2 separate regions of the Homo sapiens genome follow, and region 1 is linked to region 2. A link is an interaction called in ENCODE POLR2A ChIA-PET data of the cell type or tissue named here. Cell type or tissue: Caco-2. All regions are shown on one strand. Each heading gives the region's core, and the rest is flanking DNA. Links, peaks and the distances in the headings are about the cores only.

What was found. Peaks named below come from ENCODE experiments on the same cell type or tissue, not always from the same donor. Only the 100,000 strongest peaks of a DNase experiment are listed, where the experiment ranks them.
Region 1: POLR2A ChIA-PET joins it to region 2 with 13 read pairs; 2 of 35 experiments call an interaction of 5 or more read pairs at or near these places.

Annotation. Positions count from the first base shown.
Region 1 is chr19:48,547,340-48,562,963 of GRCh38, reverse strand. SULT2B1 (sulfotransferase family 2B member 1) reads right to left here and starts at 10,792. Exons shown (of 7, transcript NM_177973.2): 1 at 10,641-10,792. The coding sequence starts at 10,711. RefSeq lists a silencer at 8,638-8,932 and enhancers at 8,121-9,059, 10,848-11,372. In Caco-2, for the core only: no CTCF peak of the experiment used is centred there; DNase peaks (open chromatin) are centred at 6,533, 8,443, 8,943 and 10,663; H3K4me3 peaks cover 313 bases.
Region 2 is chr19:47,683,618-47,699,241 of GRCh38, reverse strand. BICRA (BRD4 interacting chromatin remodeling complex associated protein) reads right to left here. Exons shown (of 15, transcript NM_001394372.1): 8 at 4,516-5,127; 9 at 4,162-4,342; 10 at 3,768-3,877; 11 at 2,730-2,791; 12 at 460-608; 13 at 183-277. Among named protein-coding and RNA genes, the nearest start is that of EHD2, 22 kb to the left of the region's middle. RefSeq lists enhancers at 1-144, 145-687, 5,057-5,614, 5,615-6,174. In Caco-2, for the core only: no CTCF peak of the experiment used is centred there; no DNase peak of the experiment used is centred there.

The DNA of each region.
Region 1 (15,624 bases), core at 4,809-12,808, 860 kb before region 2:
TCACGCCTGTAATCCCAGCACTTTGGGAGGCCAAGGCAGGCGGATCACTTAAGGTTGGGAGTTCAAGACAAGCCTGACCAACATGGTGAAACCCCATCTCTACTAAAAATACAAAAATTAGCTGGGTATGGTGGTACATGCCTGTAATCCCAGCTACTTGGGAGGCTGAGGCAAGAGAATTGCCTGAACCTGGGAGGCAGTGGTTGCAATGAGCTGAGATCGCGCCACTGCACTCTGGATTGGGTGAGGAAGTGAGACTCTGTCTCAAAAAATAAATAAATAAATAAAGTCTATATAAATATTGCATATATCCTCAAAACAAGTAAAACTATGATCTATAAATAAAATAATAATAATAAAAATCCATATAAACATGCATATGATTTTTTATTTCTATTTATGTATTTATTTTGAGACATAGTCTCACTCCTTCACCCAGGCTGCAGTACAATGGTGTGATCTCGGCTCACTGCAACCCCTACCTCCCGGGGTTCAAGCAATTCTCCTGCCTCACCCTCCCCAGTAGCTGGGATTACAGGTGTACACCACCACGCTTTGCTAATTTTTTTTTTTTTTTGAGACAGAGTTTCGCTCTTGTTGCCCAGGCTGGAGTGCAATGGCCATCTCAGCTCACTGCAACCTCCACCTCCAGGGTTCAAGTGATTCTTCTGCCTCAGCCACCCGAGTAGCTGGGATTACAGGCATGTGCCACCACGCCTGGCTAATTTTTTGTATTTTTAGTAGAAACGGGGTTTTACCATGTTAGCCAGGCTGGCCTTGAACTCCTAACCTCAGGTGATCCGCCCGCCTCAGCCTCCCAAAGTGTTGGGATTACAGGCATAAGCCACCACACCTGACCTAATTTTTGTATTTTTAGTAGAGACAGGGTTTCGCCATGTTGGTCAGGCTGATCTCAAAACTCCTGATCTCAAGTGATCCTCCTGCCTTGGCCTCCCAAAGTTCTGGGATTGCAGGCGTGAGCAATGAGCCCGGCTAATTATTGTGTTTTTAGTAGACATGGGGTTTTTGCCATGTTGACCAGGCTGGTCTTGAACTCCCGACCTCAGGTGATCCACCTGCCTCAGCCTCCCAAAGTGCTGTGATTACAGGCATGAGCCACTGCACCCAGCCAAGGCCCATTTTGGAGAAGAGGGGAGTGGGGCTCTGGGATGTAGAGCATCTCACCCACATCTGCCTGATGGGGAACACACGTTAGGTTCGAGGTCCCTGGCTCTGTCCCTTGAAGCCTGACAGTCTCACCGCAGGCCCTGCCCATCCGAGTCCCACTGTAGCTGGGCTGCCAGTGTTCCGTTCTCACTGTCCAGTTTGGCTTGTTCCCTGAATGTCGCATGCTCCACTACACCGTGGAACCGCACCCTGCACGACGCCTGTCGCCTGGGGCTCTTCACTTTTTTTCTCTCCTCCTTTCTCTCAAACACCTCCTCTCTCTCTCCCTTCCAGCATACCTTTATTATTTATTTATTTTATCTTAATTAATTTATTTATTTTATCTATCTATTTATTTATTTATTTTGAGACAGTGTTTCACTCTTGTTGCCCAGGCTGGAGTGCAATGGCACGATCTCGGCTCACTGCAACCTCTGCCTCCCGGGTTCAAGCGAGTCTCCTGCCTCAGCCTCGCAGAGTAGCTGGGATTACAGGCATGTGCCACCACGACCAGCTACTCTTCTATTTTTAGTAGGACGGGGTTTCTCCATGTTGGTCAGGCTGGTCTGGAACTCCCCACCTCAGGTGATCCGCCTGTCTCGGCCTCCCAAAATGCTGGGATTACAGGCATGAGCCACCACACCGGGCCCGAATTTATTTTTTTGAGACAAGATCTTGCTCTGTCTCCCAGGCTGGAGTGCAGTGGTGCGATCTCAGCCCCACAGCAACCTCCGTCTCCTGGGTTCAAACAATCCTCCTGCCTCAGCCTCCCGAGTAGCTGGGATTACGGGCGCCCACCACCACACCTGGCTAATTTTTATTTTTTTTATTTTTGAGACGGAGTTTTGCTCTTGTTGCCCAGGCTGGAGTGCAATGGCAGGATCTTAGCTCACTGCAGCCTCTGCCTCCCGGGTTCAAATGATAGGCCCACCTCGGCCTCCCAAAGTGCTGGGATTACAGATGTGAGCCACCACGGCTGTCCTAATTTCTGTATATTTACTAGAGATGGGGTTTCACCATGTTGGCCAGGCTGGTCTCGAACTCCTGACCTCAAGGGATCCACACGTCTCGGCTTCCCAAAGTGCTGGGATTATAGGCATGAGCCACCACGCCCAGCCTCATTGACAGTTTTTGAAATTGACTATATGTGGAAATGATATTTCAGATAGATTAGATATGTGATTAAAATTAATTTCACTTGTTTCTTTTGTTTTTTTAAAAAGGTGGCTACGAGAAAATGTTTTCCTATGGGCTCACGGTATATATCTATGGAGGGTGGCCAGGGTCATGGAAACCATAAGGGTGACAAGTCCCCCCGAGAAGAAATGGCCACTGAGGGGCAGCCTCTGACTGCAGTTCCAAGCCCCTGTTGGATTCCTTTCTCTGGCATGAGGGTTATGAGTGGGGCCTCAGTTTTCCCATCTGTAAAATGGGCATTGTAACACTGGGACCACACAGGGCTGTTGTGAAGACTCAGTGAGCTCATCCCCACACAGCCTTCAGCACAGGGCCTGGCTCAGGGCAGATGCTCAGGAAGCTCATCATTATTATCATTCCTCACCCATCCCCTCCCTTGCTAGCATTCGAGTTTCTGGCTCAGCAGCGGTCTCAGAACTGGGGAAGGAGGAAAGAGAGAAACAGCACAAATGCTGAGTCAGCTGCGAGCCCAGGTCAGGCCCTTCCCCGGTCATTGCCCGTTTCACAGACGCTCAACCCTGAGGGCAGTCCTTTCTACCAGGAGGGTCCCAGCTCCTGAGCCATAGGGGCGGCATTCGAACCCAGGACTGCCTTCCTGTGGGCATTCTTCTTTTCTTTTTAATTTTTTTTTTTTTTTTTTAAAGAGAGATGAGGGTTTGCTATGTTGCCCAGGCTGGTCTTGAACTCCTGGCCTCAAGCAATCCTCCTGCCTTGCCCTCCCAAAGTGTTGGGATTACAGGCGTGAGCTGTGGCACCTGGCCCCTGCAGGCTTTCTTGCCTGCGGTGTCACGGTCCCCACTTTCCCAGATCCTTGGGGCTCTGGTCCCCACGTAAGTAACTGGCCACACCTCTCTTAGGGCCTCCACTCCAGGCCTCCGGGCAAGGCGAGGGTCTCCCTTCTCAGCCTGGCATTTATTCCATGTCATGGGTGACCCACTGGGTCCCACAGTTCCTCCTCCAGACCCTCTGGGTGGCAAACTGGGCTGCTTAGTTCTTTCCAAATGGGTCCTGAACTCAGCTGGCCAGCATGGCGAAACCCTGTCTTTATCAAAAATACAAAAATTAGCTAGGCATGGTGGCACATGCCTGTAATCCCAGCTACTTGGGAAGCTGAGGCAGGAGAATCGCTTGAACCCAGGAGGCGGAGGTTGCAGTGAGCTAAAATCACGCCACTGCTCTCCAGCCTGGGCGACAGAGCAAGACTCTGTCTCCAAAACAAAACAAAACAAAACAAAACAAAACAAAACAAAAAACAAAACCAAATGGGTCCTGAACTCTGAACATCACCACTTCCAACCTTTCCTCTGCCAGTCCGTACACAGGCCCACCAGGCACAACTGCCTCCCCCCACCCCAAAGAGCGAGTGGAAAGGAAAACGCATCCTGTCCCTCACTCTTCAAGGCTGAGTCCCTCGTCAGGGGCTGGGTGGAGAAGGAGGGAACCGTGAGCATCTTTTTCCACTTCTCCCCAAGTCCCCGCATCCGCTAGTGCTGGCCCCGAAGCCCCTCTCCCTAGTCTGCCTGCCCAAATCTCACCCAGCGGGGAGGCAATGCCTTATTATTTCTTAATTGTTTGAAACCCCTTGATCAGCCCGTCTCAGAAAAAGCAGCTTCAGGCCAGTCGCGGTGGCTCACACCTGTAATCCCAGCACTTTGGGAGGACGAGGCGGGTGGATCATCCGAGGTCAGGAGTTTGAGACAAGCCTGACCTATATGGTGAAACCCTGTCTCAACTAAAAATACAAAAATTTAGCCAGGCGTGGTGGCGCACGCCTGTAGTCCCAGCTACTCAGGAGGCTGAGGCAGGAGAATCGCTTGAACCCCGGAGGCGGCTGTTGCAGTCAGCCGAGATGGTGCCACTGCACTCCAGCCTGGGCAACCAGAGTGAAACTCTGTCTCAAAAAAAAAAAAAAAAAAAAAAGAAAAGAAAAGAAAAAAGAAAAAGCAGCCTCATGACTGGCAGGGCTTTGGCCATAAAATCATTCATGTGGCTCAGCCCTCCCTAAGGAAGGTGGGGCCGGGGTTGTAAAACCAGAGCTGGCCCCTCCTCGCCCTCCCCGTCAATAAGAGGCAGAGATCAGAAGGTGCCGGCGCCAGGGACTCCCGAGATCAGAGCGCGGGGAGGAGCGGCCACCGCAGCTCTCCTTGGCTGCCCGAGGCGCCCCAGGTCCAAAGGCCGGCGTGGCTTCTCTGGCCTTGACACTCTCCGTAGCCCAGCACGCAGGGAATGCAAGGAAACGCCTGGAACCGCAGAGCGCCTGCTAACGCCTCCTGTCTGGGCTGAGTCTCCCTCCCGGATCTCGCTCCTTCCGGGTCTTGCTCATCCCCAAGTTCCCCATCCAGGGCGTGATACAGTCAGGCTTCCCTGGTTCAAATCCTGGCTACGCCCTGCTTGGCAGCTGTGTGACCCTGGGCAAGTCACTCAACCTCTCTGGGCCTCACCTCTTACAGGGGATGATAGTAGTTAAAATGGGTTAATCTCCGACGGCTGTAAGGATTAGATGAGGTAATACAGACAGCACTCAACAGGTTGAGAACAACTGCAAGGATGTTACAGGGATTATAACATCCTGGGCTTGTCAGCCTACTGGGTCAGCAGCCCATCCTGCCTACCGCCTGTGCCAAATGTTTTCCTCTTACGATTTTATTTTTTTTAATTTTTTTAATTTTAATTATTTTTTGAGACAGAGTTTCACTCTTGTTGCCCAGGCTGGAGTGTAATGACACGATCTCGACTCACCGCAACCTCCGCCTCCTGGGTTCAAGCGATTCTCCTGCCTCAACCTCCCGAGTAGCTGGGATTACAGGCATGCACCACCATGCCCGGCTGACTTTTTTCTATTTTTAGTAGAGACGGGGTTTCTCCATGTTGGTCAGCCTGGTCTCCAACTATCGACCTCAGGTGATCCGCCCACCTCGGCCTCCCAAAGTTCTGGGATTACAGGCGTGAGCCACCGTGCCCGGCCTCTTACGATTTTAATTTAGCCCTTATTATCCTTTTAAGTCCTTTTTACATACAAGACCACATGGAACACATATTAAATTTCTTTTTTCTTTTTTTGAGATGGAGTTTCAATCTTGTCACCCAAGCTGGTGTGCAGTATGCGATCTCAGCTCACTGCAACCTCCGCCTCCTGGGTTCAAGCAACTCTCCTGCCTCAGCCTCTCCAGTAGCTGGGACTACAGGCAAGTGCCACCACGCCTGGCAAATTTTTGTGTTTTTAGTAGAGACGGGGTTTTACCATGTTGGCCAGGCTGGTCTTGAACTCCTGACCTCAAGTGATCCGCCCACTTCAGCCTCCCAAAGTGCTGGGATTACAGGCATGAGCCACAGAGCCCGATCTCACATATTAAATTTCTCATAATTCATAATGAACCCCATAAACTAGAACATTCTGAGCGATGCATCTTGCTGATATCTCTGGGCCCCTTCCTGTGGCATCTACCCGTCCCTTGAGCTGCTATCCTGAATTAAATTCTGGTCAATTCCTTGTTTGGTTTTTATTTTATTTTTTTAGAGACGGGGTCTTGCTGTGTTGTCCAGTCTGGTCTTGAACTCCTGGCCTCAAATGATACTCCTGCCTTGGCCTCCCAAAGTACTGCAATGGACAGGAGCCACCATGCCTGGCCTAGGACAACTTTTTTTTTTTTGAGACAGAGTCTTGTTCTGTTGCCCAGGCTGGAGTACAGTGGCAGGATCTCAGGTCACTGCAACTTCCGCCTCCTGGGTTCAAGCGATTCTCCTGCCTTAACCTCCTGAGTAGCTGAGATTACAGGTGTGTGGCACAACTCTGGCTAATTTTTTTATTTTTAGTACAGATGGGGTGTCACCATGTTGGCCAGGCTGGTCTTGAACTCCTGACCTCAAGGGATCCACCTGCCTCGGCCTCCCAAACTGCTGGGATTACAGGTGTGAGCCACTGAGCTGGCAACTTTTTTTTTTTTTTTAAATCACATATGCGTGTATTCTGAAAACAATAGTTTCTCTCCCTGGAGGTGCTTAAAAAACGAACCATTTGAGAGCCACTCAGGTCTGCTGCAGGATGGCCCACCACGGGGAGTTTCCACGGCAGCTGGCCCTCTCCTGACCCAGCTGCCCCTTACTCTCCTGAAGCCACCTGTGTCCCTGTGCCCCAACCATTCCCTTTCCCAGCACTCCCTGCCCCTCCTCCCCGTCTGCTAACCCTGACTCATCCTGGAAGCTCCGGCTCAGAGGTTGCTTAATGGAGCCTCCATTCATTCATTCATTCTTGACGTCCTTTTCACAGATTTCCTACATTCATTTCCTATCCACGAACAGGCCAATATTTTGGTGCCACGGGGCAGATTTGAAGCTAGACCAGCGTGATCAGGGACCTGGGACCTGGCGTGGGTGTCTGCCTGCATTCTCTCATTCCCCTGGCCAAAAATCCTAAATTGCCCGTGTTGAATCTTAACGCCTGAGAAGTTTGGCAAAGGAAGGAGAGAGGGCAGAGGTCAGCCCAGGCAAAGGACACTGCGCTGGTGCACGCAAAGTCCCGAAAGTGGCGAAACCCTTTCTCTACTAAAGATACAAAAATTAGGCCGGGCGCGGTGGCTCACACCTGTAATCCCAGCACTTTGGGAGGCCGAGGTGGGCACATCACCTGAGGTCAGGAGTTCAAGACCAGCCTGGCCAACATGGTGAAACCCCGTTTCTACTAAAATACAAAAAATTAGCCGGGCATGGTAGAGTGTGCCTGTAATCCCAGCTACTCAGGAGGCTGAGGCAGAAGAATCGCTTGAACCTGGGAGGCGGAGGTTGCAATGAGCCAAGTTCGCATCACTGCACTCCAGCCTGGGTGACAGAGCAAGACTCCATCTCCAAAAAAAAACAAAAATTAGCTGGGTGTGGTGGCGCATGCCTGTAATCCCAGCTACTCTGGAGGCTGAGGCAAGAGAATCACTTGAATCCAGAAGGCAGAGATTGCAGTGAGCCGAGATTGTGCCACTGCACTCCAGTGTGAGCCACAGAGCAAGGCTCTGTCTCAAAAGAGAGAGAGAGAGAGAGAGAGAGAGAGAGAGAGAGAGAGGATGTCTCTGGGATCCCTATGCAAGGAGCCAGATAAGCAAAGAGAGAGAGAGAGAGAGAGAAGATGTCTCTGGGATCCCTATGGAAGGAGCCAGATAAGCAAAGGCACTGTGGCAGGGAACAAGCGTGGCCAGGGAATTCAAAGTAATAGAGTAGATAGGCCGGGCACGGTGGCTCACGCCTGTAAGCCCTGCACTTTGGGAGACCAAGGCGGGTGGATCACCTGAGGTCAGGAGTTCGAGAACAGCCTGGCCAACATGGTGAAATCCTGTCTCAACTAAAAATATAAAAATTAGCCAGGCATGGTGGCGGGTGCCTGTAATCCCAGCTACTTGGGAGGCTGAGGCAGGAGAATCGCTTGAACCTGGGAGGCCGAGGTTGTAGTGAGCCGAGATCGTGCCACTGCACTCCAGCGTGGGCGACAGAGTGAGACTCCGTCTCAAAAAAATAATAGTAATAATATTAACTGGGCGCAGTGGCACGCGCCTGTCATCCCAGCTACTCGGAGGCTAGAACCTCAGAGCGCCCGCTTCACCTCCCATCTGGGCTGAGTCTACCTCCTGGATCTCGCTCCTTCCTGGTCTTGCTCATCATCCCTAAATTCCCTGTCCAGGGCATGATAACAGTCAGGCTTCCCTGGTTCAAATCCTGGCCGTGCCCTGCTTGGCAGCTGTGTGACCCTAGGCAAGTTACTCAACCTCTCTGGGCCTCATCTCTGACACAGGATGACAGCAGTCAAAGTGGGTTCATCTCAGATGGCTGTGAGGATTAGATGAGGTAATACACCTGAACCTGGGAGGCGGAGGTTGCAGTGAGCCGAGATCGTTCCACTGTGCTCCAGCCTGGGTGACAGAGCCAGATTCAGTCTCAAAAAAAAAAAAAAAAAAAAAAAAAAAGCAGTAGAGTAGCTGGAATGCAGGTGAGGAGGCTGGGGGGGCGGGGTGGGTGAGGGCTGGGCGCTGAGGAATTCACTGGATGGCTGGGAGGAGGGGAGGAGCAGCCTGGGACAGCCAAGGCTGGAGTGGTGAGGTTGGGGGGAGATGAGGAGGCCTGAGCTGGGGCTGTGGCAACCGAGAGGAAGAACCAGGGCAGAGAGTCAGGGGACAGGGGTGGGGGTTGGGGACTGACAGGCTGGGGGCGAGCAGAGGGGGAAGTCGGGGCCAGGAGAAGCCCTGTGGATCTGAGCCAGTGATGGGGAGGGGACATCCCTGAGATGGGCAACCTGGGAGGAGGTGCGAATCTGGGGGGGTACGTGGCGTATCTGAGGGGGTCTGGGAGGGGCACATCCCGAAGGAAGTGGGCCCCAGGGGGATGCTCCAGCAGGCTCGCTGGGGAGAGGCACGCTTCCAGGCCTGGGGGATTCCAGAAGTGCCTGGAAGTTTGAGGTCCTAAGGGCACCCCCCCAGGGCTCTGCAGCCATCAGGGCTGGAGGAGTCTTGCAGGGGAGGGCTATTCTCCCCCACGATGACGAAACCGAGCTTCGCAGAGGGTCAGTGACTAAACCAAGGTCACCCACTTAGCGAGGTCACTCAGGGCGTTTTATGACCAGCTGGCAGAGCCGTCGCGGAGATAAAAAAAAGGCTCCCAGGTGCCTGGCTGGGGTGGGGGTGAGGCCTTCCCAGAGGCGGGAACCCTGGAGGCGAGCTGGCTTATCTGTTTATCTCTGGAGAGAAGAATTGCAGAACTCAGAAGTCCTGGATTAGACAATGTTGAGTAAAGAATGCTGGGGCCTCCCTCACGCAGAACTGGGCCAGCCTGGTCACAGCTCTCAGCCCAGGAGGCCCAGAGACATCAGGAAGCTTGTCTAGGTCACACAGCAATCAGGATTGAACTGCTCCTGTCTCTGGAGTCCCAGGCACCCAGGAAGGCCTCTTCATGCCCCAGCTTCTGGCTGAGGGAGGGGAGGGGAGGGCCTGAAACAGTGGAATGAAATGAGGCGGCCAGGCGTGGTGGCCCACGCCTGTAATCCCAGCACTTTGGGAGGCCGAGGCAGGTGGATCACCTGAGGCAAGGAGTTCAAGAACAGCCTGGCCGACATGGTGAAACCCTTTCTCTACTAAAAATACAAAAATAAAATTAGCCGGGCATGGTGGCGGGCTCCTGTAATCCCAGTTACTTGGGAAGCTGAGGCTGGAGAATCACTTGAACCCAGGACGCGGAGGCTGCAGTGAGCTGATATCGTGCCATTGCACTCCAGCCTGGGCAACAAGAGCGAAACTCCATTTCAAAAAAATAAAATAAAATAAGAAAGGAATGAGGCAACTGGGCTGAGAACAGGTCTTGGTTGTCTCCCTCCTCACAGCCCACGGTGGCTGGAGGGGCCCAGGCTGCCAGGAAGGTCTCACTTGGCAAGAGTGCAAGATACGAGGGGTTGGAGATTGTCTCAGCAGTTTGCTGTGTGATCTGGGGCAGGCTGCCTGCCCTCTCTGGGCCTCTGCGCTCCCCTAAAAGATGGAGCCACGGGGAGGGGTGTAAAGGGGACATCACCAAGGCTGTGAGGAGCAGGAGAAACCACAGGCTCTGGCGTGAGACAGACCGGGTTCAGATTTGCTTCTAGCTGCGTAATTGCGGTCATGTCGCGTTCCCTCCCAGCCTCAGTTTCCCCATCTGGAAAGCAGGTACTGTCAAAGTGTCTGACTCATCCCCAGGAAGAGGGAGTCACGCTGAGCTCATGGAAGTGGGCAGTGCTCTGCCCTAACCACTGTTAGGAGACCTGAAGAGTCCAGAGCCTGCCCTCTCCGCCCCAAGTGCCCTAGAACACAGCTTCTCCCTCTGGGGGTCTCAGCAGCATCCCAGTCTCTCCCATTTCACCCCCAAGCACCCCCGTTATTTCAGGGCTTGCATGGGGTGTCCTGGGTACTACAGGCTGTTGTGTTTCCTGAGCAACTACTATGCACCAAGCTGCCTGCTCTCTTCCACTGCTCTATCAGGGAGACACAGGGCTTGTGGGCCCCTTTGACAGACAGAAAAACTGAGGCCCGGAGAGCGACAGGGACACCCCAGGCATCCCCACTGGTGACTCAACACGGTCGGGTCCTCACTCCCTTCTCAGGAGGGACCTATACACCACACTGGATGCCCCAGCCCAGCCCAGCCCCTCCAGCTAAGTCTGGGCCAGGCCTGCGGCTGCGGGTGGCTGGAGGCCACCCTTGCCACAGTCCCCGGCTCCCCCAAACAGCCACCTCCTCCCTGGGATCTCCTGGCTCCTGCCCAGGTCTGGGCCTCACCTGATTTCCGAGATGTCATCTTCATAGGTGTCCCACAAGCCCGGGATCTGGGGCTCGGCGGGCCCGTCCATGGCAGGTGGGTGAGGGTGGGGAGGGGAGGACGAGCAGGGAGCAGGCGGCACAGAGGCCAGGTGTGCGCAGCGACAGCGTCTGCCACCTGGGGAGCCCGCCAGGTGCCTACTCCGTGCCCGGCCCAAGGGGAGGGGCAGCACCCAGCCGGTTCTCCCAGCTGCTACCCACGCCTCCAACAGCGGGGAGAGGCCAGAGGGAGCCACCCTGCTCTGAGGGCGGGGAGGAGCAGTGATGGGCACGTCCTGGCGTCTGGTGCTCAGCTGGGGGCAGAGTCCAGGGGGTCAGTGCCAAGCCCACGCCAGAACCTTCCGGGCTGGCAGTTCTGGGCCTGTGGGCACCCACCTGGAGCCCACGTTGCTCATTTGGGAAATGGCGCTGATCTCGCCCATCTCAGCGAGTTCATTCATTCATTCATTCATTCACTCATTCATTCCTTTATTCATTTGAGAAATATTTACTGAGCATCTCCTGTCTGCCAGGCGCTGTTCCAAGCACTAGGCCACCGCTGGGGAAGGGGCAGACAGAAACTTGCCCTCACGGGCTGACGCGTAAGGGGCACCCTGGAAACAGACACAGGGACAGAGGCACAGCCAGGACCACGGCAGCACAGACAGGGCGGGAGCCAGGGAGAAAGGGAGAGGGCAGAGGGCATGGGAGACAGAGACCAGGAGGGGACTGAGATGCACAGGGGCCAGAGACCTTGAGAGACGCAACAGAGATACACGGAGGGCGGAGACAGAGACACACGGACACCCAGAGGAGACAGAGACACACAGGGGTCAGAGACCCTGAGAGACCCAGCAGCGATATACAGAGGGCAGAGACAGAGATACATAGAAAGGTCAGGGACAGGGAGAGACACAGATATGAGAGACAACTGCCAGATATGGTTGGGCGTGAGAGTCTGAAGGTCACAGCCCTGGTTCAAATCCCAGCTCCAGTGCCTCCCAGCTGTGGGGCCGGGAACCATCTTGCTCATAGGCTCATCTTGCCTTAGTTTCCCCATCTGTGAATGGCACCCATCGGGCTGTTGTGAGGACTGAGGGAGACACTCTCAGCTGCTGGTGGAGGATCTGGTACACAGTGAGCTCAGCATAGACGGTGTTCTCTTCTCTTCTGCCCCCACCCCAAACCCTGGCCCTCCCCAGCTGTTGGTCCCTGACCCCTCAGAGTCCTGGAGTCATGAAGCCAGTCTCCCCACCAGTGGTGGCAGGTGCCTGTAATCCCAGCTACTTGGGAGGCTGAGACACGAGAATCGCTTGAACCTGGGAGGTGGAGGTTGGAGTGAGCTGAGATCACATCACTGCACTGCAGCCTGGGCGACAGAGAGAGACTCCATCTCAAAAAAAAAAAAAAAATGCCAAAAGAAAGCCTGTGCAATGGCTCACGCCTGTAATTCCAGCACTTTGGGAGGCCGAGGCGGGTGAATCGCCTGAGGTCAGGAGTTCAAGACCAGCCTGGCCAACATAGTGAAACCCCATCTCTACTAAAAATACAAAAAATTAGCTGGGCATGGTGGCAGGTGCCTGTAATCCCAGCTATTCGGGAGGCTGAGGCAGGAGAATCACTTGAACCCTGGAGGCAGAGGTTGCAGCGAGCCAAGATTGTACTGTTGCACTCCAGCCTGGGCAACAAGAGTGAAACTCCATCTCAAAAAGAAAAAAAAAAAAAGCCAAAACAAATAAAATTGTATATACTGACCAATTATTGTTGCATAGGTGAGGGGGATGGAAGACGTCAGACTCACCTAACAGATGCAGGAAGGGGGCCCAGAGAGGTAATGTGGCTTCCCCCAGGGCACACAGCACTGCCCGCCTTCACTCTGATGGTAAGCAGAAAAGGAGGGTTCTGGGGTATCCCATCTCTCAATTCACCACCCCAAGACCCGTCTCCAGGAGGCTGAGCTGTGGGAGCACCCGCCCCTGCCCCCAGCCACTACCGAGTCCACATCCTCAACATTCTGCCTTGATACTTTCAGTGTTAAGCCTTGATGTTCCTGCTGATAAAAAGGCTCTCTTGCAGGGTGGGTGGAAGGGTGAGAGGGCCAGGCATCCCCCTCTGAGGCTGAGTGAACCCCTCTGATGTCGGAGGTGGGGGACTGAACCATGACACCCCACCAGGCCTCCGGCTGGGCTGTCTTCACCTTTGTTTTCTATTCAATGACCCTTTGTCCCTGGCTCTGTGTGCTGCTGGGGTGGGGGGTTAGGGAGAGTCTGGGGAAGGGAATGCCCAGGTCCTTAGGGATCCTGAGAGGGAAACTCGCAGGCAGGTGCGGAGGCATCCCCGGGGCACAGGAAGGTTGGGGAGCAGTAGGGCCTGAGGTTGTGCCTGAGTGGGCAATGGAAAGAAACTGGCCAAACTAGGCGGCCTAAGACCCAGGGGAGGCTCCTACTGCAGGGCCTTTGCCCTTGCTATTCCCGCATGTTCCTGATACCTGGGAGCTTCGTGGGCTCCTATCGTCTGACTCTGCCCAGTGTCACCTCCCCCAGGCTCGTCCACCAACTTCTCCATTCCTCTTTCCTGTTTTACTTTTTCCCATAGCACTCGTCACCATCTGACCTCCTAAATGTTTTGCTTCTTTGTCTTGTTTACCATCTATCTCCCCACTAGACTGTCAACCCCATGAAAGAAGGGCTTGTTCTATGTCAAATCTGCGGTTATTTCCCAAGGGAAGAGCCTGGAATATAGTAAATGCTCAATAAGTGCCTGTTGATGGAATGAATGAATTGTCACAGGAAGACGTGATGGAATGAGTGAAGGTCATGGTGGTGCCAGGAGAAGTCCACTGAATCTCTGTGGAGAATGAGGAGGGAGCTGAGGAGATGCAAAAGCCTGATTCTGGAAGGCGAGGGGTCCAGACTCCTACAGAGGTGGCAAGGAGGAACCAGAAGACACCAGAGTGACATTTTAGCCAATTGTGAGAGTGCAGAGATACTAGTGGAGACCATCAACCCCCAGAAATGAATCTGAGGGTCTTGGACATCTGGGAGACAAGGACGAGACCAGAAGGATGAAGGAGTGGGCTGGGCTTGGTGGCTCATGCCTGTAATCCCAGCACTTTGGGAGGCCCAGGCGGGTGGATCACGAGGTCGGGAGTTCAAGACCAGCCTGGCCAACATAGTAAAACCCCGTCTCTACTAAAAATACAAAAATTAGCCGGGAGTGGTGGTGGGTGCCTATAATCCCAGCTCCTCAGGAGGCTGAGGCAGAGAATTGCTTGAACCCAGGAGGTGGAGATTGCAGTGAGCCGAGATTGTGCCACTGTGCTCCAGCCTGGGCAACAGAGCAAGACTCGGTCTCAATTAAAAAAAAAAAAAAAAAAAGATGAAGAGTGTGGGAAAATGCAAGTGGAAAACCCAGAGCCACTTGGTCATGGGTAGTGAGAGGAGCAAGGATTATACATCCATTCATCCCTCCAGCTGTTCATCCCTCTATCTATGCATCCACCTGTCCCTCTATTCATCCATCATCCATCCACCCGACCATCCACCCAACCATTCATTCAGCCACCCAACCACTTATCCAATCATCCATTCAACATCCATCTATCTACCCATCCAACCATCCATCCCTCCATCCATTCATCAGCCATCAAACCATCCACCTCTTCATCCATTCATCATCTATCCATCCATTCATCCATCCAACCATCTACTCAACCATCCATCTATCCAGCCATCCATCACCCATCCATCCATTTTCCATCCATTCATCTAGCCACCCAACCATCCAACCATCCATCTATCCATCCATCCTGCATTCATTCAGCCATTTATTCATCCATCACCCAACCATTCCTTCATCTATCCATTCATCCATCCATCCTGCCATCCATTCATCACTGTCTATCCATTCATCCATCCAAGCATCTACTCAACCATCCTTCTATCCATCCATCCATCCTCTATTCATCCACTCAGCCAGGTATCCATTCAACCAGCCATCTATGCATCCATCTTTCTATGCATCCTCCATCCATTCATCCATCCATCCAACCATCTACCCATCCATTCGACCATCCGTCCATCCATCCATCCATCCATCCATCCATCCATGCATCCACTCATCCATTCATCCAGGCATCCAATAGTCTATTTTTCCAACTAATATCTGTAGAGACCTCCTCTGGGTCAGTCTCTGATATTGTGTCCACAAACAAGACATGTAAGTAAATGGCTTACATCTGTGCTGTCCATCCCAGAAGCCACTGGCCATAGGTGGCTATTTAGCACCTATGTGCAATGTGACTGAGAAAGTGAAAATTTTCCATTTTATTTCATTTTAATTAATTTAAATAAATTTAATTTAAAAAAATTAAAATTAATTTAAATTAATTAAAATGAATTAATTTTATTTCATTTTAAAAATTTTTAAAAAATAAAAAATTATTTCATTTTAATTAATTTAAATGAAATTAAATTTTCATTTAATTAATTCCATTTTAATGTACCTTTTCGAAATTGAGCATCAAAATTGAGATACAAAGCATATAAAACATCTCATGGGTAATTTCTATATTGATTACATGCTGAAGTGGTGATATTTTAGATACATCAAATTGAATAAAATCTATTCCTACAATTAATTATTTTCTTTTCTTTTTTCCTTCTAGTCTTTTTTTTTTTTGAGACGGAGTCTTGCTCTGTCACCCAGGCTGGAGTGTAGTGGCATAATCTTGGCTCACTGCAACCTCCACCTCCCAGGTTCAAGCAATTCTCCTGCCTCAGCTTCCTGAGTAGCTGGGATTACAGGCGCCCACCACCATGCCCGGCTAATTTTTTTTTTTTTTCGTATTTTTAGTAGAGATGAAGTTTCACCATGTTGGCCAGGCTGGTCTCGAACTCCTGACCTCATGATCCTCCTGCCTCAGCCTCTCAAAGTGCTGGGATTACAGGTGAGCCACCACACCTGG
Region 2 (15,624 bases), core at 3,494-11,493:
GACGGGGACGATGCGTGCAAGGTCCAAACTGTCCTTGTGATGGGAGCTCCCGCCTCCCTCCCAACCTCCCTCCCGGGGCTAGGAGGGGCGGGAGGCTCCACCTTGCCCAGAGCGGGTGAGGGAAAGGGGCAGTGTCCCAGCGAGGAGGAGCCCAGAGGCGAGGAAGGCGACTCTGACCCTACCCGGGACTCCTCCAGGAGCAGGAGCCGATATTTATTGAGCATGGCCTGGGTGCGTTTCAGCAGCTGCGTGGAGACCGTCTCAAACTCCTCGTCCACTGCGAGGAAGGGAAGAGAGGCAAGGGCGGAGATGTTGGGGGCGGCCGCGGATGCGCAGGAAGGAGGGCGGGGCAGGGTCAGCATAGCGCACCGTGGACCTGCGGCTCCACACTGGCGACGCCCCGCCCCACGGGCTGGGGTCCCCTGGGACATATAGGGCCGTGTCCTGGGGAGGCCTCACCTTTGTGGTAGTCACTGGGGGAGGGGAGGGCGCCCTGGTAGACATGGTAGGGCAGGAGGCGATGCAGGGCGTCCTCAAAGGAGGGGAAGGCCGTCTTGTAGTCGGGGTGCAGGACGGAGCCCTGGTGTTTGTGCAAATGCTCCAGGAAACTGCGGGTGGAAAGGGGAGAGACCACACACGGCGGAGGGTGGGGGGGACGGGTGAGGGCCAGGGGAAGTCCCTGAACCCTCAGCCCCAGGCCGCAACTGAACACAACAGCGGGAAGGGGAATACTTGGGCAGTGGTGTTCCCATGTACTGAACGTGCTTGTTCCATCTCACTGAGTCCCTGGGGCCGACCAAAGCAGTGCTATCGCTATCCCCATTTTACAGAAAGGGAAGGTGAGGTCGAGGAAGTGAAGTCACTCCTCTCCAAAGCACGTAAGGGAGGAAGAGCAGAGCGGGAAGTGAGGCCAGAGCCTGGAAGCTGCTATTCTGCCTCCTGCCACCTGGGGCCAGTGTGGCTCCACCGTGCCTCCTCCAAAGTGCAGCCTTCGGGAAGAAGGGAGGGAGGCTGGATCCTGTCTTCTCACGGGCCGCTTTTGTAGCCCATGTTACAATGGGTTTTGTCTGTTGGCAGTGTGACTGTCTCCCCCACCAGGCAGGCCCAACTCCACCCTCGGCTAAAAACCAGCAGCCTCTCTGCACTGTGGGGGCAGGGACTTTGTGTCACTTACTCCTGTGTTCCCAACATGGGGCTCAGGCCTGGGCACTGAGTGGGGACTTAATTCACACTCCTAGGCCAAGCAGAGGCTCACGCCTGCAATCCCAGCGCTTTGCGGGGCCGAGGCAGAAGGATTGTCTGAGCCCAGGAGTTCAAGGCCAGCCTGGGCAACACAGCAAGACCCTGTCTCTACAAAAATTATTTAAAAATTAGCCGAGTGTGGTGGCACGTGCCTGTAGTCCCAGCTACTCAGGAGACTGAGGTGGGAGGATCACTTGAGACTAGGAGTTTCAGACCAACCTAGGCCGGGCATGGTGGCTCACACTTGTACTCCCAGCACTTTGGGAGGCTGAGATGGGTGGGTCACCTGAGGCCAGAAGTTCAAGACCAGACTGGCCAACATAATGAAACCCCGTCTCTACTAAAAATACAAAAATTAGGCAGGTGTGGTGGCATGCACCTGTAATCTCAGCTACTCGGGAGACTGAGGTAGGAGAATCACTTGAACCCAGGAGGCAGAGGTTGCAGTGAGCCGAGATTGTACCACTGCACTCCAGCCTGGGTGACAGAATGAGACTTCGTCTCCAAAAACAAAACAAAACAAAAACAAAACCAACCAGCCTGGGCAACATAGTAAGACCTTGTCTCCACAATATATATAAAAAAAAATTTTTTTTTTTTGGGTGAGGGCATGCAGTCTTGCTCTGTCGCCTGGGCTGAAGTGCAATGGCATGATCTCGGCTCACTGCAACCTCTGCCCCCCGGACTTATATGTTTTTAAAAAAACACTCATGGTGGGCTGGGCGTGGTGGCTCACACCTGTAATCCCAGCACCTTGGGAGGCCGAGGCAGGTGGATCACTTGAGGCCAACATGGTGAAACTCCATCTCTACTAAAAATACAAAAATTAGCCGAGCATGGTGGCAGACGCCTGTGGTCACAGCTACTTGGGAGGCTGGGGCAGGAGAATCACATGAACGGGGGAGGCGGAGGTTGCAGTGAGCCAATATTGTGCCATTGCACTCTAGCCTAGGTGACAGAGTAAGATTCTGGCTCAAAGAACCCCCCCTAAAACAAAACAAAAAACCCTGGTGGTGGAAGGAGGGCAGGAGAGAGGGCAGGCAGGCATCCAGCATTTACCCATCCATCCGCCCAGACTCCCATCCATCCATCCCCAAACACCCCCCCCATCATCCTCCCAACAGCCATGTCCACCCACTCACTTCCCCCACCCATCACTTCACCCACCCAGTGGGGCTCAGCACCGACGCGGCCCAGCCGTGTGGGAGACATGGAGGGCACAGCAACAACCAGGATGGACCAAACTGCCGCCCTCCTGAGCCCCAGCCTGGCGGAGCCACAGCCCACCCTCCCTCCACCACTCTCTGGTCACCCCATTTTCCAGAGGGGGAAACTGAGGGTCTATGAGGGAACTACATCGCTACCAAGAGGTGGAGCTGGGCTTGGCACTTGGGCCTGCCCAACTCTGCTTCTGGAGGGTGGCCCCATGCTCCCCCAGGTCTCTGGAAGGTACAGGGCAGGCATGCAAGGATGGGGTGTGGACTCACCAGGCTTCCTTGCTGGGCTGAAGCGTGGGGGGCTTCTTCAGGCCACTCAGTTTGCTCTCATACTGGGAGAAGAAAGGCGAGTGAGAGGCCTTTGCCTCCAGAAGCCTTCCCTCCCCCGACCAGCTTCCCCTCTAGCCTAGGATAAAGACGGGACAGGGGACCAGTGTCTCACCCAGGTGGGGGCCTGGCCCCAGCTACAGGATCCCCTGCCCATCACAATGAACCCCAGGGGAAGACCTGGGCTGGGCTGGGGAGTGGACGGAGAGGGTGACAGGCAGGCTGGAGCCCTGGGTGTCCTCTGCCTGGGTTCCCTCCGTCCCCTCGCCCAGGGCTGCCTCTGTGTGACCTCCCTCCTCTGCCGGATGCCTGCTTCCCACATCACCGCCCAGCACCCAGTGCCCCTGCCTCGCACAGTCTCTCTCCCAGTGTGGCTCCTGTCGTTTCGCCCCCCCGCCTCCCTTCCTGGCTTCCCCTCTTGTCCTCAGCGTCTGGCCTTCATTCTGGCATCTCCATCTCTGAGCTTCTCCCGGCCTCTTGGGTCCTGGTCCTCCCACCTGCTCCTCTCCTTGTCTTCTGTCTCCCCCACGTCTTACATCTACAAGTGGCCTCGGCCTCAGCTGTCCCCACCCTCTCACCCTTTCATTCTCGGTCCCTGATCTGCTCCGTCTCCGGTCTGTCTCATCTAAACCCGCCTTTCCTGTCCTGAGCTCACATCTTGTCATCTCAGCCCTGTCCTTCCCGTCCTGTGTCCATATCACCTGCTCTTTCCCCAGTCATAGTCCCTTACACTGTTGCCAGTAGTCTTGGTGCCGTCTCCGTCCCACCGTCTCCGTGTTTCTCCCTCATCTCTGGCTGCCTGTCTGGGTGTCATTCTGCCCTTCCTGTCCCTGCACGGCTGTTCGTGGTGTCTCAGCTGCCTGATGGTCCCAGCTTCATCCTGTCCGCGTCTTCCAGTGTCTCCCTGCCCCTGCCAGCCCCAGTTCCCAGTTCCCGAAGACTCCTGGTCCTGTCCTGACCCCTGCTCTAAGGGCCCCTTACCTGCAGCCCGGAGGGCTTCCCTGGCCCGGAGGAAGCGGCCTTGGCCACATTCAGGGTCGGGAGGTTGCTGGCAAAAGCCTTGTTCTCGGCTGGAAGCAGAGGAGGGAGGCCTGGGGGTGGGTGGGGTGGGGGAGACAGGGCCTGCGGTCACTGCATGAAGGCCCCCTCCTCAAACGGGAGCCCCATCCTGTACCCCACCGCTCTCCTCCTGGCCCTCCGGCCCTTCAAATCTGGGGCCAGCCCTGCCACCTCTGGCCTTCCTGTGTCCCTTGAGTTCTGGCTGATGCCCTGTGCTGAGTCCCACAGCCCTGCCCCAGCCCATTCTCCCTGCTCAGCCCCGCCCACCCATCTTCAGGCCCCGTCTCCCTGGGCACATAGGCGACCTCTCTCCTACCTGTGGCGGCCATGGGTGCCGGGGCGGGGGCGTGGCTGGGGGCAGTGGGGGTCCCAGATGGGGCCTGCCCACTGACCAGCACAGACGCAGCGGGGCTGGTGAGGGGCCCCAGGCTGGTGGAGGTCTGCGGGGCGGCAGGGGCCCCCCCAGCCTTGTTCTGGAGGATGATTCCGGACGGCACCTGAGGAGGGGACAGGTGGATGAGGGGTGGGGAACATAGGCTAGGTGTAGGGGTGTCCAGACGCAGCAGGGCTGGGGAGGATCACAGAGCCGTAAGGCGGAGGGGCTCCCATCAGACTGAGAGGGTGGGATGGGATGGGGCTGATGGGGCGGGCAGTCCCTGCCTCCCGTTACCTGGTGAAATCTCTCGAGAAGAGCCTTCGGCTGGGGCAGCGCTGGGAAGGGGGTGGTCACCATCTGGAAGGTCCGAGGAGGCGGTGGGGGGGGTGCTGCCGGCTCAGGGACCAGGTGGAGGGTTGGAGGGGGAGTGGGGGACTTGTGGGGCCCCTGGCTGGGTGGGAACTGGAGCTGGAAGTCGGATGGCGTAGGGGCTGGCAACCTGGAGGACGTCTCAGAGGAGGAGGCCACAGCAGAGGAGGTGGAGGATGGAGGGAGGTGGGGGGCTGGGGGCAGCGGTCCCTCAGGCGGCTGGGACTGGGGGCGGAGAGGCGGCTGCGGCGGGCCTGGGGCAGTAGGGGCCGGGTTGCTGGCAGGCGGGGGAACGCCTAGCTGGTTTTGGATGACAAAGATGCCAGGCAGAGTTGGGGGGGCCTGGGGTGGGGGGCAAGGGTGCAAGGGTGGCTCTGAGGGAGGGCGGGACACACTCTGTGGCCGGGAGGGTGGGCGGGAAGGGGGCCGGGTGGGGTGTGGGGAGGGCAGGTGGGGGCTGTCCCCCAGAGGGGCCTGGTGAGGTAGTGACGGGGACGAAGAGGGGCCTGGGCCCTTCAGCGGAGCCGCTGCCGGGATCTGGGCAGGGGAGGGAGGGAGAGGGGAGGGGCGGGGGTCAGAACCAACCATAGCTCCTGTTGCCCCAAGACACTGGGGTCCCCAGCCATCCCCGCCAGAAGCCCCCTTCCTAGCCCACACCCATCCTGAGAGAGGAGCCCACCACGGCTGCCCTTCCCTCCCTCGCCTCTCATTCCCCACAGCACCCCCTCCACCTGCCCTCGACCTCTGTCCCCCACCGCAGCTCCTCCACATTTCTCTGGCCTCCGATCTCAACCCCACTTCTGCCCCATTCCCCCCACCCCTCGCAGTTCCCCAGACAAAGGCGAGCCCTGCAGGGTTGGGGTGGCAGCAGCAGAGGAAGCAGAGGCAGTGGTGGCGGTGGCAGCAGGGGCACCACACCCGCTGCCCAGCAGGAGGCAGGAGGGCCGGGCGGCGAGCACAGCAGCGGGGAAGGAGGGCAGGCAGGGCAGCGTCCCAGCCGCCAGCCCCCACCAGCCCATCCAGCCAAGTCAAGGCAAAGAGACACCAGCATGATGCTGTGTACCATGGCTCGGGGTTGATGGCCACGGCACGGGGGCTGCCGAGAATACGGATGGCCACACAGGGACAGGCCTGGGTTCACAGCCACGTGTGGACCTCTGGATGCGGGCATGGGAAGGCCTGGACCCCCTTCTAAGTGTCCTGGGCACCTGCCTCTGTGTGCCTGTGTGTCCATGGCTGCAGGCCTACCTGGGCGCCACGTGAGCTTGCAGGTACAAGCGTGCATGCGTGTGCACGACGTACCAGACTCTGATGAAGCCTGTGTCTGCAAGCACACGCGATCTGGTGCTAGTTCTGTCACACGCACACAGCCACCTCGCCTAAAGCATGTCTCAGACGGAGCACCTTGCCGTTCTGGACCCTCCTCCCAAAGAATCATAACCAGAGCAGCCACTGTGTAACCAGTGGGCACCAGCTGTGCACCCAACACTGGGCTGGCACCGTGATACTTGCTGTCACAGAATCTGCATCCTAGTAACAGCTCATGCTGATCTAACACGAATGGCCGGCCTCCCGCATCCATTTGTGTGATCTCTCCCTAGCCCTGAGGGCAGTGGTAACACTGGACCCATTTCACAGATAAGAAACTGAGGCCAAGGCTCCAAAACTGGTCCAGACTCTCCAGGCTGGTGAAGGCGGAACTGAGGCCTTTACACTGCTCAGTGACTTCTGAGCCATTTCTCAAAGCTGACTGAGTTCAGGCTCAGAGGGCTCAGGATATCTGCCCGAGGACAGCCAGCACCACCACACTCCAGAACCGGGCATCTCGGCATGACATCAGATTCACCACCAGCTTTGGCCTCTAAGTCCCAGGGCCCTTCCAGCATCCCTTCCAAGCTGGGCCCTGAGTAACTTCTGACAGTTAAAGAACCAAACCAAACCAATCAATCAATCAGTCTTCAAAAGGTTTGCCACCTCTAAGAAGAGATGAGAGGCGCAGTCCTTGGCGCTGTGTACGGCTGGTGGGACTGCCTCCTGGAAGGCAGCTTGGTCTGGGGACTTTGAAAGGGTCACAACTTTGACCTGGAAATTCCCCTCCAGGAATCTGTGATGAAGAATATTCGGCCGGGCACGGTGGCTCACGCCTGTAATCCCAGCACTTTGGGAGGCTGAGGCGGGCAGATAACCAGAGGTCAGGAGTTCGAGACCAGCCTGATCAATATGATGAAACCCTGTCTCTACTAAAAATACAAAAATAATTAGCCGGGCATGGTGGCATGCACCTGTAATCCCAGTTACTCAGGAGACTGAGGCTGGAGAATTGCTTGAACCCAGGAGGCGGAGGTTGTAGTGAAATGAGATCGCGCCACTGCACTCCAGCCTGGGCACAAGAGTGAAACTCCGTCTCAAAAAAAAAAAAGAATATTCAAGTACTTGCTATGGGGTTGCCCACTTTGGGAGCATTTACAATAGAGGAAAAGGAGAAATGACTCAAATGGCCAATGGCAGGTGCGTCGCTGAGTCGGAGAAAAGAGAACTGGCCCACTCAGTAGGTTCCAAGGGCTCAGGGAGGTGGCCCACATGCAGCGGCACTCCAATGCTACATGAAATAGGAGAATAATACAACATTACAGGATCCCTGGGCACCTGGTAAAGTTGGATTATGGACAGAGGATATGACAACAGTATCATGTCAATGCTGTCTGCTTTATTTCTTTGCAGTATGATGGTTAAGTAAGAGAATGTCCTTGTTCTCCAAGGCTGAAATATTATACTAAAATATTAAGGGGTAGGCTGGCCGCGGTGGCTCACGCTTGCAATCCCAGCACTTTGGGAGGCCAAGGCAGGTGGATCACTTGAGCCCAGGAGTTTGAGACCAGCCTAGTCAACATGGTGAAACCCCATCTGTACTAAAAACACAAAAATTAGCAGGGTGCGATGTGTGCCTGTAATCCCGGCCACTCAGGAGGCTGAGGCAAGAGAATTGCTTGAACCTGGGAGGCAGAGGCTACAGTGAGCCAAGATTGTACCACTGCACTCCAGACTAGGCGACAGAGTGAGACTCAGACTCAAAAATAAATAAATACATAAATAAATAAAATAAAATATTAAGGGGCAAACGGGTATAATGGTTGCAACTTACTCTCAACTGATTCAGAAAAAAGTGTACACAGAATGAGAATGCTAAGGTCAAGGCAGATGTAGCAAAAGGCTGACAATGGGTAGACGTGGGAGGCAGCCACCAACAATCCTCACCTCCTTGTGTTCAGTCCCCTCCCATATGCTGGTCTTTGTGGCCAATAGAATTTGGCAGAAGTGATTATATGACACTTCCAAGATTAGTTATAAAAAGCCTGCGGCTCCCATCCTGAGCATTCTGTCTGTTTCTATTGGGTCACTCACTTTGCGGGAAGCCAACCGCTGTGTGTCATGTGCTGCCCTTTGGAGAGGCCCACTGAGGAAGCAATTGAGGCCTCCTGCTAATAGCCACACAAGTGAGCGTGGGAGCAGGTTCTCCAGATCAGTGGGACCTTCAGATGACCACAACTTCATGGGAGATCCAGAGCTAGAACCTCCTAGCTAAGCTGCTTTCAGATTCCTAATGTTTAGAAACAGTGTGAGACACGTGAATACTTGCTGTTTGAAGCTGCTAAGTTTTGAGGGTAATTTCCTGCATAGCAATAGATAACTAATACATCTAGTTGAGGAGTAAAGAACTCCTATGAGCTCTCTGTACTAATTCTGAAACTTTTTATGTGTTTGAAGTCATTTAAACATAAAAAGCTTAAAGATACCAAAAAATTAAAAAAATTTAATTTCATTCTCATCAAAAGTGCGCACACACACACACACACACACAATCCACAAATTAAGTCACATGCCAAATGACTTACTGGGGAAAACAGTTGCAACTCCAAATACAAAGTTCATCTCTCTCATATATAGAGAGACTCTAGAAATCACTAAGAATTACAACTGGTGAAAAAGGGGCAAAGGATATGATCAGACAGTGCACAGAAAAGGAAAGACAAAAGGCTTAAGTATTTTCAGAGCTACTCAACCTCACTTGTAATAAGAGAAATGCACAGCAAAACGCACCCCAGGGCACTATTTTTCACCCTAGGGTACCATTTACCACCCGTCGCATTAGGAATAAAGCCTATGTCTAGTAAAGATGCTTGTATATACTGCCCTTAGGGGTCTCAACTGGCACAATTTGCTACAACTCAAGAGGAACGCAATTCAGCAGTAGCTATCCAAGTTATAAATGCACATTTGCTTTAGTCCAGCAAACAGGCTTCCAGGAAGTAAACAGACCTGCATATGTGGGAAATAACAGGTGAACAAGTAGGCCGGGCGCGGTGGCTCACACCTGTAATCCCAGCACTTTGGGAGGCTGAGGCGGGTGGATCACCTGAGGTCAGGAGTTTGAGACCAGCCTGGCCAACATGGTGAAACCCCGTCTCTATTAAAAATACAAAAATTAGCTGGGCATGGTGGCGTGCACCTGTAATCCCAGCTACTAGGGAGGCTGAGTCAGGAGAATTGCTTGAACCTGGGAGGCGGAGGTTGCAGTGAGCCAGTATCACGCCATTGCACTCCAGCCTGGGCAAAAAGAGCGAAACTCTGTCTCAAAAACAAAAACAAAAACAAAACAGGTGAACAAGTTGTTTCCTGCAGCTTCGTGTAGAACGCCAAAATCTGGATATGGTCTAAAGTGCATCAATATGGCATTTCCTGGGGAAATGAACTGTGGCTCTTCTGTACAAAGGAATACTTCAAGACTCTAACAGAAAACAAGCAAACTCACTGTTGCTGCCACAGTAAGTACATAATGAGCTCCCCTTTGGGTACAAATGGGAGAGAAACGTAAACCATATTTGCACTAGGTTGTATATACACGAAGAACTGGAAAGGGATACAAAAATTAGGCCAGGTGGCCAGGCGTGGTGGCTCACGCCTATAATAATCCCAGTACTTTGGGAGGCCAGGCAGGCGGATCACCTGAGGTCAGGAGTTCAAGACCAGCCTGGCCAACATGGCGAAACCCTGTCTCTACTAAAAATACAGAAATTAGCAGGGCGGGATGGTGTGCACCTGTAATCCCAGCTACTCCGGAGGCTGAGGCAGGGAGAACTGCTTGAACCCAGCAGGCGTAGCTTGCAGTGAGCCAAGATCTTGCCACTGCACTCCAGCCTGGGCGACAGAGAGAGACTCAGTCTCAGAAAAAATAAATAAAAATAAATTAGGCCAGGCTCAGTGGCTCATGCCTGTAATCCCAGCACTCTCGGAGGCCAAGGCAGGAGGACTGCTTGAGCCCAGGAGTTCAAGACCAGCCTGGGCAACAGAGCAAGACCCTGTCTCTGGAAAAAAAGAAAAAAAAACTTTCTGATGATCATACTATGTGAATAAAATGACTTATTTAAAAAATGTTTTAAATAAAATTGGGGTCGGGGGGTTAAACAGAAACTTCATACCAAAATATTACTTCTTCTACAATATTTGTCTTAGAAAAAACAAAGCTAGGCCTGGCATAGTGGCTCACACCTGTAATCCCAGCACTTTGGGATGCCAAGGCGGGTGGATCACTTGAGGTCAGGAGTCCAAGACCAGCCTGGCCAACATGGTGAAACCTCGTCTCTCTAAAAATACAAAAATTAGCCGGGCTTGCTGGCATGTGCCTGTAAATCCAAGTTACTTGGGAGGCTGAGGCAGAAGAATTGCTCCAATCCCAGAGACAGAGGTTGCCGTGAGCCGAGATCGCGCCACTGCACTCCAGCCCGGGCGAGAGAGAGAGAGAGACTCTGTCTCAAAAACAAAAAATAAAACAAAACAAAGAAAAAAAAATTTTTTTTTTTTGAGACGGAGTCTCGCTCTGTCACCCAGGCTGGAATGCAGTGGCTCAATCTCAGCTCGCTTGCTGCAACCTCCGCCTCCCGGGTTCAAGCAATTCTCCTGCCTCAGCCTCCTGAGTAGCTGGGATTACAGGCACACACCACCATGCCCAGCTAATTTTTGTATTTTTAGTAGAGACGGGGTTTCACCATGTTGGCCAGGATGGTCTCGATATCTTGACCTCGTGATCCACCCAACTCGGCTTCCCAAAATGTTGGGATTACAGGCATGAGCCACTGTGCCTGGCCAGAAAAAATTTTTTTTTACCAACTGCTTGCACACAGTGGTATTACATGTGACTTATTTTTCTTCTTTGTTCTTTTCTGTATTTTCTACATTCTCTAAATGAGCACAAAATTATTATTATTATTTGGTCTTCAACTGCTAGCCTCAAGTGATCCCCCATCTTAGCTTCCCAAAGCAAAAAAACTAACATATGAGTGGATTGTTCACCAAGAGATTCCCTCCTTCTCTTCCTTCCATTTCTTTCTTTCTTCAGAAATGAGATCTCGCTATGTTGTTCAGGCTGACCTCAAACTCCTGGGCTCAGGTGATCCTCCTGCCTCAGCCTCCCTCCTGAGTAGCTGGGACTACAGGCATGAGCCACCACGCCCAGCTTCCAAGAGATTTCGAGAGCCCCACGTGGAGGCGGCAAGATGCTCAACTTCACACACAATTAGAGAAAAGCACAGGGGGTGTGTCACTTTCCAGCCTGGCAAAGAACAGGCCAGCTGCTAATCTCGTGTGTCAGTAAAGCTGCAGGACCAAGTGAAGCCATCACTGGCATGAACCTTTTCAAAAAGGTTTAGCACTTTCCACAAAATGGCTGGAAAGCTTATCATCTACGTCTGGCAATTCTATTTCTAGAAATTTACCCTACAAGTACTTTCATACCTGTGTGCAAAGCATGGGTGCAAGTTTTTTTTTTTTTTTTTGAGGCAGAGTCTCACTCTGCTGCCTAGGCTAGAGTGTAGTGGCACGATCTCAGCTCACTGCAACCCTCTCTAGGCTCACTACAATCTCCGCCTCCCAGGTTCAAGGGATTCCCCTGCCTCAGCCTCCCAAGTAGCATAGCTGGGATTACAGGTGCCCACCATCACGCCTGGCTCATTTTTGTATTTTTAGTAGAGATGGGGTTTCCCCATGTTGGCCAGGCTGGTCTCACACTCCTGACCTCAGGTGATTGCCCGCCTCGGCCTCCCAAAGTGCTGAGACTACAGGTGTGAGCCAACACGCTCAGTCAAGAATATCTTATAGGAGTTTTGTTTGTTAACAATGACAAATAAACCACCTGAAGTATTCCTCAAGAGGGGACTGAATAAAGAAATAATGGTATGTCCATATCACAAAACACAATAAAGACATCAAAAGAAAGAGGCAAACTATAGCCCACAAGCCAAGAATAATTTTTACATTTTTAAACAGTTGAAGAAAAAAAATCATAAGAATACTATTTCGTGACTTGCAAAAATTACATGAAATTCCAATTTCAGTGTCCTTAAATAAAGTTTTATTGGAACACTCCCGTGTTCATTCATTTACATATGGTCTGTGGCTGCTTTTGTGCTATAATAACAGAGACCATATGGCCCGCAAAAGCCTGAAACGTTTACTATTGCCTCTTTATAGAAAGTTGCCCAGAAAAATAAACAAATAAATGAATAAAAATCAAATAAGCAAAAAGAAAGTTTGCCTGGCTTCTTTCCCTTCATAGCTCTTTCAACATGCCCAACTCTGTTCTAAAACATTTTAATGTTAATATACATCTATTAATTTACAGATATTAGTTTATTTAACCCTCACAGCTCTACAAAGTAGCCGCTGTTCCTATCATTCTGATTCTGCACGCAAGGACACCGTGGTACAACAGAGAGGCAAGCAGCCTGCTGAAGGTCACAGGGCCTGTAAGTGGCCAAGTCCTATTTCCTAACTCCCACATCACAGCAATCTTCCCAGATGGTAGCTTGCAAAAAAACCCCCAAAAATAAAAACACACCCCTACACATAGTAACCATTGGTAATGGCTCAAGTCATCTTAGGGAGTTGGAACCAGCACTTAAAAAGAACAGTAGAGGCTGGGCGCAGTGGCTCACGCCTGTAATCTCAGCACTTTGGGAGGCCAAGGTGGGCAGATCACCTGAGGTCAGGAGTTTGAGACCACCCTCGGCAACATGGTGAAACCTTGTCTCAACTAAAAATACAAAAATCAGCTTGGCATGGTGGGGCACTCCTGTAATCCCAGCTACTTGGGAAGCTGAGGCAGGAGAATCGCTTGAACCTGGGAGGTGGAGGTTGCAGTGAGCCGAGATAGTGCCACTACACTCCAGCCTGGGCAGCAGAGGGAGACTCCATGCCTCCCCGCTAACCCCAGAAAAAACAATGGAAACAAAATAGAAAATATTGATGTGTATCACACATTGTAATATAGGTAATATTTCATGAAACTTTTGTTTCAGTGATATGTGTATATATACAAATACATATATGTATGCATGTCCTGGGTGGTGACATAAAATGAAATTCTTGTGCCGGGCATGGTGGCTCATGCCTGTAATCCCAGGACTTTGGGAGGCCAAGGCAGACAGATCACCTGAGGTAAGGAGTTCAAGACCAGCCTGGCCAACATGGAGAAAACCTGTCTCTACTAAAAATACAAATATTAGCTGGATGCGGTGGCGTGCGCCTGTAGTCCCAGCTACTCGGGAGGCTGAGGCAGGAGAATCGCTTGAACCTGGGAGGTGAAGGTTGCAGTTAGCCAAGATCGTGCCACTGCACTCCAGCCTGGGTGACAGAGAAAAAAAAAAAAAAACAAATTCTTATCCCGGGTGGTGGGTCAAGGAAAAAAAAAGGTCTGAAAGCCAGTGCTCCAAGATGCGTTGCTAAATAAGCAAAGCCAGATGCAGAACACAGTCTTTGCATTTCTGTTTGTGTTAACACAAAGGGAAAATGTACGCATGCGCGCGCGCGCGCACACACACACACACACACACACACACACACACACACACACACACAGAGGCTGCCAAATCCATCTGGGTACAGAGAGCACAGAGTTCCTTCCGAGTGCAGGGGTTGGAGTTCGGACAGTAAGGGAACCACTATTCTTACAAACAGTAAGAATCACCCAGATTGGGAACTGCTATTCCGTGCATTCCTGCATATCCACAGGATAGCGGTTCCCAGTCTGGATGATTCTGTCCCCACCAGGGGACACTTGGCCAATCACCCAGTCACACACCCACCCATGCCATCCATCCGTCCGTCTATTCAGCCATCCATCTGTCCATCCATTTGCTCACCCAACAAACATTCACTGACCACCTTCTGTCATGCTGGGTCCCCACTGCTGCAGATACAGCTACTGCGGAGGGCCCTACCTTGTGCCTCCGAGCCTCTGTGTGTGACTAAGAATCAGCTCGTGTGCACACCTGCCTGTGCGCACTAAGCTTCCTTCTCAAAGGTCATCCGCGTGGCCAGGCACAGTGGCTCACGTCCATAATCCCAGCCCTGTGAGAAGCCAAGGTGGGAGGATTACTAAGCCTAGGAGTTCGAGACCAGCCTGGGCTGCATAGTGAGACCCCATATCTCCCCCACAAAACAAAATACAAAAAAAAAAAAAATTAGCTGTGCGTGGTGGCACATGCCTGTAGTCCCAGCTACTTCGGAGGCTGAGGTGGGAGGATCACTTAAGCATGGGAGGCGGAGGTTGTAGGAGTCAATATTGCACCAGTGTACTCCAGCCTGGGTGACAGAACCAGACCCTGTTTCCAAAAAAATAAGTTCAGCTACAGCATCATTACTGCAACTGCTAACAGTAAGTGTCTGTTCACTGAGCGCTGGCTCTGTGCAGTGCCATCATGTCAGGTCACTGGGCTTATTCCCATTTTAGATGCAAAATCCATGCCTCAGAGAGCTCCACTAAGCAGAGCTGGATTCACACCCAGGTCTGGCTTTCTCAAGACTTCAGGTGTTTCCAGCAATAAGCCCCCAGGGTTTTTAATCCAGGCCCTACCATTTGCCAGCTGTGCAACCTTGGGCAAGCTAATTATTCTCCCTGTGCCTCTGTTTCCTCACCTGCAAAATGAGATGCTACCACCTACCTGGTGGAGGTGGTGAGGTTTAAATGAGAGAGTGCTAGGCCGGGCGCGGTGTCTCACACCTGTCATCCCAGCACTCTGGGAGGCTGAGGTGGGTGGATCACCTGAGGTCAGGAGTTTGAGACCAGCCTGGCCAACATGGCGAAACCCCATCTCTCTACTAAAAATATAGAAATTAGCCAGGCATGGTGGCGGGCGCCTGTAAATCCCAGCAATTTGGGAGGCCGAGGCAGGTGGTTCACCTGAGGTCAGGCGTTTGAGACCAGCTTGGCCAACATGGTGATACACTATCTCTACTAAAAATATGAAAATTAGCCAAACATGGTGGCAGGCACCTGTAATCCCAGCTACCCAGAAGCTGAGGCAGGAGAATCACTTGAACCCAGGAGGTGGAGATTGCAGCGAGCCGAGATCTTGCCACTGCACTGCAGCCTAGGCGACGGAGTGGGACTCTGTCCCCCTCAAGATAATAGTAATAATAATAAAAGCAAACATTTATCAAGTGCTTACTTTGTGCTAAGCATATAGTAACTCGTTTACTCCACCTAAGTGCTCCCTCAGCCTGCCTAGGCACCTGCTGATGGAATGAAAAACTGGTTGCTGAAGGTTAAATGGTAAGTGGGAGAGCGTGCAAGTGAAACCATGGCCGTTCGAGGTCAAAGCCTGTGCTGACTTCTGCCATCCTGCCCTTGTCACTGTCACACTCTCCTCTTCCTACCTATCCACTGGTCTTTTTTGAATGAGTACCACATTCACTGCTCTAGAATAAGAAGGTAGGCCAGGTGCGGTGGCTCACGCCTATAATCCCAGCACTTTGGGAGGCTGAGGCGGGTGGATAACGAGGTCAGGAGATCGAGACCATCCTGGCTAACATGGTGAAACCCCGTCTCTACTAAAAATACAAAAAATTAGCCCGGCGTGGTGGCGGGCGCCTGTAGTCCCAGCTACTCGGGAGGCTGAGGCAGGAGAATGGCGTGAACCCGAGAGGCGGAGCTTGCAGTGAGCAGAGATCGCGACACCGCACTCCAGCCTGGGCAACAGA